Linked DNA regions of Homo sapiens: region 2 is linked to region 1. The links are chromatin loops, found by intact Hi-C in ENCODE. Cell type or tissue: heart left ventricle. All regions are shown on one strand.

Region 1 (5,000 bases):
ATCCAGTCAGTGTGTGTACATGTGTGTTTATGTCCCAGGCTATCCCCAGAACAGTCTGGGGATCATCATTTCTGTTCCAATAGAGGAATAAGACCAGGAACCCATGTCCAGTTCAGATGTGTGAGACAGCACTGCACCCTGTCGAATGGGTCCGAAGAACAAATGATTTCCCAATGACACTGCCTGCAGCATCCCTCCTTCCCTTGGGGGCACATAAATGAGTAGCTACAAACTCAAGCTGTGGAGTCAAACAAACCTGGGTTCACATCTCAGCCTGCTACATGCTCACTTTTTCATGCCAGGCAACCTCTGTAATCCTCAAATTTCTCACGGGTAAATGGGGATCATACCTATATATGCAGCATAAAGTTGTGAGGATTAAGCAAGATAATCTATGCAAAACAAGTGACACAATATGTAGTGTACGGTAAATCCCCAATGAATATTAGCAACACCAAAAGAAATGCAGAGGGAGTTCCTGTCCCTTTGTTGCAGAGGACATGTTGCTATGAGGGTCCAGGTGTTCTTCCTCCCACCCAGGCCTCTAGTTGGGTGAATTGGAAGAAGAGCATCTTATCTCCCACCTGGGCCTAAGAGTAAAGATGGTGAATAAACTATATATATACACACACACACACACACAGAAACATATATCCACACATACATATATACACACATACATATATACATATATGTATACACACATGCATATATACGTATACACACACATATATAAACACAACTGCTGTAGATCTCACAAATGAAAATGCTAATGTCTGCAAGTTCATTCTATACATAACTTTTATAAATCCAGAAAGCCATACAAACTAGTTTCAGAGGATTATCTCTTTCAAAGAAACAGTCCAACAACCAAAAGTAATTAATAATAGATACAATTCTTTATTTAAGGTCTCATACTTCATCAAATAATCTACTGGCATACTTTTTAATGTCCCTTTGCTTTCTCCTCTTGAAATCCATTATACTATCCAACTGCAATGGAACTTCTCTCCTCCCTACCCCATCCACTCACCTCCAGTCCATCCCTTTAGTGTATATAGATCAGCTTAGCCTCTCCTCCAGAAAGCAGGGCTCCCTTCTACTTAGAAGAGGGGCAGGAGAGGAAAACTGAGTGATCTAAAACATAACTGTCCTTGGTGATCATGAAGAAGGGGGCAGCAGTGCAGTCATCTAAGTGACTTTTGCCTCTGTCAAACTAAATTTGGCCTGAATTACATAAGGACAGTTGAGTCCTCATGTAATTAATTGCAGTCTAACTTAGCACATAAACTAACTGAAAGCCTAACTTAGGAGTATAGTTTTGTAACAAATAGCTGAGTCTCAGTCAATCACAGGCAGCCAGCTGATCAGACCATATTCAAATAAGGCAAATGCCAAGCTGTAATCAATCAAGTTTCTGTACCTGACTTTTGTCCTGTCCATAAATGCTGCCGCCCATGTAATGGAGCAGAGCTCTCTGAACCGCTTCTGGTTCTGAGAGCTGAGTGATTCCTGAATCATTCTTTGCTCAGTTAAACTCTGTGAAATTTAATTTGTCTAAACTTATTCTTTTAATACCTCTGCACATACAAAATACAAGAATACATTCCTGTACCTTTTTTCTCCCTCATTCTTAATTCATGACTTTATTTTCAAATACAAAGATGCAAAGATAGAAAACCTTACTACCCCAAAGTAGGAAGTATGTTTCCTATCTCTCCTTTGCCTTTTCTTCAAAAACGCAAAAAGTCATTAAGATGTTAATGCTGAGATAAGTCATTGGAAGAAGGATGGAAAAGAAACTACAAGAAATGATAGACATGGTGCTGCCAAGCAGCTACTCTGTTTTTATAAAATACTTCAGACATAAATGGCATTTGTATTCTGTGACGAAAACCCCTCTTCCCCTCCCCTACACAAAAGGAAAGGCAAAGAAATGCAAAGGAAGTGGTAATTGCCAGGTGTCTAGATATGGGACCACTGCCCTCTAGTGTACTTGAAATTTTTCTAAATCCCTTTATCAGAGATCTTTACCTGAAAGATAGTAGGAAACAGAATAAAACATGAACCTCTGTTGAACTATCCAATAGAATCATTTTAAAAAATACTGTCAATTATTAGGAGAGTGATATGACGGCTTCCTACCACCTCACTATCTGTTGGTGCCAACACTTTCTTCAGGTCCTACACATGGACCTGAACAAGGTTTCAGTCCAACAGATTGCCAAAGGGCAGAAGAAATATTAAAAGTATTTCACAACTAGTGTGGCATACGCACTAGCTAACCAGAACAGATGCCCGGAAGATGCCAGCTGGCAGCAATTCTGCCTCTTCCCTTTGCAGGGCCAGCATTAACCCCTTAGATGCTGAACTGTGGAGAGGTTCTGGGTTCCTGGCAGAGGGACTAGGTAGCCAAGAGAGTAGGGGGTCTGGGACAAAAGCATGTCAATATTTCAACGATCTGTACTGTGGTGTTCTGGCTGAACATTCACTCTGCTAAGAGGATTAGAAGACATCAGAAAAATAAGCCAGTACCGCTGAGCAGAGCAGAAGAGTGACTCAGCGTCCACTAGCAAAGATCTGAAGTAGCTCTTCCTCCCAGCAGCTGTTCCTTCTCTTGCCAATAACCAGGGACATCCTCTAGACCAGGACAGGGGTATAGTAGTGTTAGTAGCGGATGTCAGGAAATCTACCCTACAGTCTTGGTTCTACTACTTTTGTGTGTCCTTAGGTGGATATTTTGATCTGGGCCTCCATATCCCTGTTTTTAAAATAAAAAGGTTAGACTGAAGTTTTTCAAGGATCCTTCTCTCTGTAGGTAGAAATTATTATTTTTTTCATGATCTGCTTTTTTGTTTGTTTTGTTTTGTTTTGTTTTGTTTTGTTTTGTTTTTGAGATGGAGTTTCACTCTATTGCCCAGGCTGGAGTACAGTGGTGCCATCTTGGCTCACTGCAACCTCTGCCTCCTGGGTTCAAGCGATTCTCCTTGCCTCAGCTTCCCGAGTAGCTTCGAGTACAGGCACCCGCCACCACAACCCGGCTAATTTTTGTATTATTAGTAGAGACGGGGTTTCACCATGTTAACCAGGCCGGTCTTGAACTCCTGACCTCAGGTGATCCGCCCACCTCGGCCTCCCAAAGTGTGGGATTACAGGTGTGAGCCACTGCCTCTGACTATGATCTGGTATTTCCAAGTGAATTCTACATACAAGATCATTCAGCATAATTTTTAATGACAATACCACCTTGAGAACTCCTGATGACAACAACGTCATCTTGAGACAGCTCTTAGACTATAAAAAAGTGATCAGTAAATATTTCGAAATCTCCTTGAAAGATCTCATTTCTTTAGAATTTTTTTAGTTTCTATTTCCAAATACTACCCCAAATGTAGCCACTTGTAAGTAACTTTCTTTTTTGATGTTTCCTTTATTTTTTGAGACAATGTCTTGCTATGTTGCCCAGGCTAGGGTGCAGGCATGATCATAGCGCACTGCAGCCTCCAACTTCTGGCCTTAAGCAATCCTCCCACCTCAGCCGCCCAAGCAGTTGGAACTAGAGGTGTGTGCCACCATCCCTGGCTATAAATAAGTATTTTCCTAAGATTTACTTAATTCTTTGAGTTAACTGGCAAGATAATAAAGGTGATTTAAAGAAGGATAGAAGAGGCCAGGGACAGTGACTTACGCCTATAATCCCAGCACTTTGGGAGTCTGAGGTGGGAAGACTGCTTGAGCCCAAGAGGTCAAGACTGCAGTAAGCCAGTGCATTCCAGCATGGGTGACAGAATGAGAACCTGTCTCCAAAAAAAAAAAAAAAAAAAGGAATAGAAGAAACTAGTACATATAAATCCAGTAGAAAAAAATAATGCTGGCATAGGACTGCAAAGTTAGTTACAAAATGGTTGCCGTTTTACTAGGGCCAATAAAATATAACATTTGGGGTTACCTTCCATGCTGGGCAAAAGTAGTTTGTATCTCTACCAAACAAAAGTCATCAGTAACTTACCGATCTTCTGCAAATTAACATCCAAATTTTACAGATTCTAGACTTCAATTAATAGCAAATAGCCAAACAAAGCTACACCTCCTGAAATATCAGCTGATTCTTAGAGGATCTAATACGACTTTGAAAGAGCACCCAGTAATCTTTTTGCTTTATTTCAAAATTTCTGAAAACTCTTCTTAAGAATTTTCAAATCCCTTGACCCTGAAACATCAAGGTAGCAGATCTCAATAAGAGGGAGAATAATAAGGACTGTGGGAACTGAAAAGTGTAAAAACAAACAAAAAAACTCCTCGGTATTTTATGGTTGATATGAAAAAAGGGGGAAACAAACCAAAAACTAATGTGAAACACAAGAAGCTGATCAAGTGTTTAAACCAAAAAGAAGACCTCTGTCTCTCTCACCACTACTACACCAACTCTTATTCACACACCTTTTAAAGATGTTTCTGTATTGGATGAAACGTGTGGATGTGCAGTATTCTCCAAAGTAACCAATAATGTTGTATCAAGTTTCAGTTAATAACGACTATATTAATAATTTTGATCATATAGCAAATGAGCATGATAATACACAGTTTTAATTCGATTTTCAATTCACAGGTGTTAAACCAGCCTAAAGTAAAAAGGCTGCTTGGAGTTTTTGACTGTTGGATACACAGAGGAGCAAAACTTGCTATGTCAGTTTTTTAATTCGCATGATTTTATTTGCACAACTCATGACTTTTTTTCTCCTTTAAAAATGTAAATTACTTTTGCAAAAAAGCATTAAACACAAAATTAAGTCTTAAAATGGGCAAAGTTGAAGCCAAGTCATCCAAAGGAAAAGACAGCCTTGAGCAGCAGGGTGCAGAATACAGACATTACCATCTTCATCTGCATAGAAATGAGTCTGACTGTGTTTACAGCTTCATCATTTGAAATGTTACAGAAAAACTCATGAAACAGTGCACTTCCCCACAGATAGCTGGTATGTTAGATAACTAAATGCACA
Region 2 (5,000 bases), 280 kb before region 1:
AGACACTAGGAAACTTCCTTTCTGGAGATGTGACAAGTAAACTTGTCATCTCTCAGGCTCTGTGTGGGAAAAGAAAGAAAAATCTCTTTCCAGGAATTAAACCTCAAGCTTGTGTCATGTGTAGGTGTGGTACAGGAATCCAGAGCCAAGAACTTAATAACAACTAGTCCTAAACCTCAGAAACTGATGAGTCCCAACAGATCTAAACATAGAACCACTCTGTAGGGACATCTGCAACCCAGGATCCTCAGGGCCCCACGGAAGACAGTTTCCACAGAGGATGAGCTGGTGCTTGCATTCTCTCCCCCTACCCCCACCACCGAGGAAATGAGAATGAATCAGCACTGACGAAGAATGAGCGGATGCAAAAAGTAAGAGTCAGCATTTACAAGAAGCAGAAATAACAATGTGCAAAACTAGAAAATAAAGATTTAAAACAAAGTGATACAGGAGTCATAATGAAGGGATAAGATGTTCAAAAAGGAAGAGAAGGCCAGGCCTGGTGCCTCACATCTGTAATCCCAGCACTTTGGGAGGTTGACCTGGGTGGATGACTTGAGCCCAGGAGTTTGAGACTGGCCTGGGCAACAAAGTGAGACCCTGTTTCTACAAAAAAATAAACTTAAAAAGTCAGCTGGGTAGGGCAGTGCATTCCTGTAGTCCCGGCTACTCGGGAGGCTGAGGCAGGAGGATCACTTCCAGCCCAAGGGCGAGGCTATAGTGAGCCATGACTGTGTCACTGCACTCCAGCCTGGGTAACACAGTGAGACCCTGTTTCAAAACAACAAACAAACAAACAAACAACAACAAAAAGAAGAATGGATTTGAAAAGGAACCAAGCACATCATCTAGAAATGAAAAGGTATTACAAAAACAGAAATTTGAATTTCTCAGCAGTTGGATCCTAGAAACTGGTGAAAATCCAACGTAACCTGCTGGATAATGGATTTGGTATGGGTGAGCACACATCCCCAAGCAGACTGGGAGGGACTCAGAGGAAAAGGGGACGGCTCTGATATTTAGCCTTCAAGAAAGTCATAGGGAACCAAGCCAGAATGCTAGCAATGGCTGCCCTGGATCATGATATTATGGATTGTTCTCCTCCCAGCTTTTCTACTTTTTTAGAAAATTTCTAAGATCAGTACACATTTTATTTTCAAGTGGCAAAGGGAGTATTAGAACTTTTATTCCAACAAAAATGTCTTTCTTAGGTAGAATACCAGTAAATTTATCACCCCACGTTGGCCAATTTTAAAAAGGAAATCCTTAGTCTTTGGCCAAAAGAAACACAATGTTTGGAACAAATGATGGAAGGGTGGCCTCATAGCTCGTGCCACAGGCTGCAAGCATCTGCAAACAGGGCTCCCAGTTGGGGGAAAAGTCGCTACAATGATGGACCCAAGTCTAGCTCATAAGCAATGAGAGGTGGAATCAGCCAAAGCAGCATGAGGATTCTCTACAGAGAGGTCAGGATGGGAGCTGCGTGGCTTGATGAAGATGAGCCAGTTTGGAAATCATGGGGGTGGGGGTGGGAGGTAAGATTCCTGTATCTGTTACCACTGCCTAGTGTCTTCCCAAACTTCGCCCAGATTCTAGCTCAAGAAGCTCCCAAGGACAGGGCTGTGCTGAGTGAGTCACCCCTGAGGGTGTCAGGATGGCTGCTGTTGCCAGCTCCCCTCCACTCTCCAGAGATGGTGCGACCAGGGGGTTGTTTTTCTCCCTGCTGCGGACAGTACTGATCCTAATAGGAGCCATTAACTCTGCACTGCCACGACCTGCTCTGGCTTGCTAGACTCCAGTTCCTGACCGGTCCTAAACTCAATCTCTGGCTCTCTTCCCCTCCCCGGAGGTCAGGTGGCTGAAAGTCCCAATCCTCCAACACACGCCTGGTCCTTCTGGTGACCAGCCCACATTCTGAAGCTGTCTAGGGCCCACCATAAGTCACCTCATCAGCATCACAAAGACACCCCTAGCTCAGCAAGAAACTCCAAGGGTTTCTCAAACTCTGTCCCAAAACCAAGGACAAATATCAGATATGGTCTTATTTATACCACAGCTGCCTTGTAAGAGCAGGTACCAGGTGAAGGGCTGGTGCCTGGCATTCCACACCAGAAACAGGCAAAGTGATGTCTTGTTGTAGGTATGGCGGTTTAACTACTTCCCAGTAGGGGACACCAGCTTTCCAAGAAAGCTCCCTTCTGTAGAAATACCAGCAGGTAGGTATCTCCACTAGCAGCTGAAGGGCCCAGTGTTTCAGATCCACTGAAACACTGACCTCAACAGCACTGTACACCTTCACTGGAGGGCACTATGGTCTGAGCAGGCTCGACATTGCACCAAAGGTACAGGGTGTCAGGAAACTAGGGCTCTCGGCCAAACTCTACAACTGGCCTCACCCTGTTCTCCCCCTGCCGGAGTTAACATCAGCATCAGCAACCCAAGACATATTTCCAAGCATTCTTGAGATTAGGGGTCAATTTAGATGGACAGAGGCTCCACCCTGCAGAGGTCTGACCTGGCTTCTCTTAGAGGATGAAGGGCTCCAAAGTTGGGCTGGGACACCCTGAGAAATCCCTTAGAAATTCAACTCCCCTGTCCAGAAACACGCAGCCCAAGTGACCCCCAGACATAGTGAAACCAGCTCTGTCTATAAACAAGGGTCTAGCTCTTCTCTGGGCAGGAGGGGTTGATTCCTCCTTATCTGCTGGACCTGCTTTCAGAGGTTGTTTAGATTTCCTCCTGGTGGCAGCCTAGCACATGGGACCCACCCACCACATACCTTCATGGCCATGAGCTCCTGCATAAGCACTGCGTTTTCCAGATCCAGCCTCTGGCTGTCTCCCCGAGGCTTGACGTCATAGCTGAGAGGATCGATGTGGATGCTTTCCAGCTCCAGCATGGTCAGCTTGACCGCAGCCCTGTCATTCTTGAGCTGCTGGATATAATCCTTCAGCCTCTGCTCGTCTTCTTTAGTGAACTCGGTGTCGCAACTACTGGCTGTGGAGCTGGTTGTGCTGAGAAAGAAGAAAAACAAAGACCCACCACCCTGTGTTATTCCAAGTCATGGCAAATAGATCTTTCCTCCTCACTCTTCTCCACATTCCCTCTCCCCAGTGTTATTTAGATGGTAATCCAAAAATCAGTTTTCTTCACAGCATAGGAAAATGATACCACCTTTTAGGAAAGAATTAAGTATGAAGAATAACAAATGCTTACACTCCTTGACGCAACACTGTGGACTCTAGAAATGAATTTCTAAGGAAATAATTCCACAGAAGCAAAAAGATACACATACAAAGGAACATAATCTAAAATACAGTTTAGTGATTTATCACACCTATCAAAAGGAGGGAAATCATGTGGACATTACAGTGATAATTGTAATAAGTGAAATTATAGTGATATCGACAATGGTGGTGATATTTTGAGGACATAGGTTAAAAGATATTATATATGTAATAAAAAAGATACTCATGTGGTCAGAACTTAAAAAAGGTATATTTAAGGCAACAAAAGTTGAAGCACAAAACTCCTATGGCATGATCCACAGATGCGTGTCACACCCTCGCACGTGTACGCAGGTGTCCCAGGCTGTGGCAGCCGTCCCTGCGGAGCAGCACCGAAGGGGGCTGTTTTGCTGTGTTTACTTCTGTTGTTTGCAACATGTACCATGAAAAACACAGGGGTGCACAACACAGCAATAACCACTTTGGGAGTAGGGTACCCCCTGGCCTTCACAGGATAGTCTGAGTATAGTGTTCACTATAGGGACTCGGGCTGGCCCAAGGGCCCTTGGCAGCCCAAGGTGAATGGTGACCAGGCAGGGAGCCCCCAGCTGAACCCCAGGCCTGTGGCAGCCCAGGAAGGTTTCTAGGGGACCAAACCACCATGAAAGGGGGAGCACCACTGGAAAACGGAGGCCACGGCTTTCAAGTGGGCTCTGGCCTTTTCCAGCAGTGGGCAGGCTGCTCCCCGTGCCTCCGAATAAGGCCCACTCCACTCGGTTGAGGACTCTGAGGCCAGTGTGCACCGACAGCAGTTTCTCTGCACTTGCACTGGGCCTCCCTAGGGGTGACTCGCCCCTCATGGAACTGGTCTGAAGATGGCAGAGGAAAAAGCAGAGGCCTACTGACCTTGCATCAAAACAGGCCAGGCTGTGTTGTCATGTCTGTTGCTACAGATTTGGAAAGTGAAGCTCAGAGACATCAAGTGGTCAGCCGAGTCATGCGACTGGAAAGAGGTGCAACTAGACTTGGGCCGCAGCCTCGTCCCACAGCCCTGTCCTTGTCCCCAGAATCCTGTAGCTAGAAGCTATACCAGGGGCCACGAGTGATCTCCACAGGCCGCCAGATGCCACAAACCCAGGCCTGCCCTCCTCATCTCACACTGCAAAAGGGTAAGAGCCAGGACCCCAACTCAGTAGCTGTAGTCCCCACAGCCTAGACATGAGTGAGGGCAGGCCCACTCTTGTACATGACACATTGCTACGAAGACAAGGCTTCCGGGGAGAGAAAAGCTGAAGAGAGATGGTGGCTGGAGCTTTGCTGTTCACAGGAGGAAGAGGCTACCCTAGGGCTTGGGGTGGTCTTCAAGTCAGAGAACCCCTTCTAGAATGGGAAACTCCTGAGCACTAGAAACCCTTTGGGGCTGCGTCTCACTCCCTCTGTACCATCAGGACGGGTGGGAAGTCCCTTGGAGATAAGGTAAGCTAGATCAGCCTGACCATTAAACACCATCTCTTCAGAGGCTATGCCCAGTAAGTTCCCACGTCAGCTGGGCTGGGCTATGTGCGCAGTTGCTTGGTCAACCACCAGATTAGGCATTGCTGCGAAGGTGTTTGTTACATGTGATTACCATTAAAATCAAGAGACTACAGGGAGACTGTTTCCATACAGTGAGTGAACCTCGTCTAATCAGAGAGGCCTTAAGGGGAAAGACAGGTCCCCCAAAAGGGAAAAAATTCTTCCTCCAGACAGCTTTCAGACTCAGGATGGCAACAT

Evidence for each region. Hi-C counts contacts between places; a loop is a spot of excess contacts. Peaks named below come from ENCODE experiments on the same cell type or tissue, not always from the same donor. Only the 100,000 strongest peaks of a DNase experiment are listed, where the experiment ranks them.
Region 2: it touches region 1 in a loop (2.3-fold over the local background); 23 of 110 quality-filtered maps call a loop at or near these places.

What each region holds. Positions count from the first base shown.
Region 1 is chr5:113,328,760-113,333,759 of GRCh38, forward strand. The region is part of intron 3 of MCC (MCC regulator of Wnt signaling pathway); the gene reads right to left. All of the region lies in intron 2 of LOC124901045 (a long non-coding RNA gene), which reads left to right. Among named protein-coding and RNA genes, the nearest start is that of TSSK1B, 100 kb to the right of the region's middle. In heart left ventricle, a CTCF peak has its summit at 1,988 (motif pointing left); no DNase peak of the experiment used is centred here.
Region 2 is chr5:113,050,946-113,055,945 of GRCh38, forward strand. MCC (MCC regulator of Wnt signaling pathway) reads right to left here. Exons shown (of 19, transcript NM_001085377.2): 15 at 2,780-3,014. Among named protein-coding and RNA genes, the nearest start is that of DCP2, 77 kb to the left of the region's middle. In heart left ventricle, no CTCF peak of the experiment used is centred here; a DNase peak (open chromatin) is centred at 2,869; H3K27ac peaks cover 252 bases.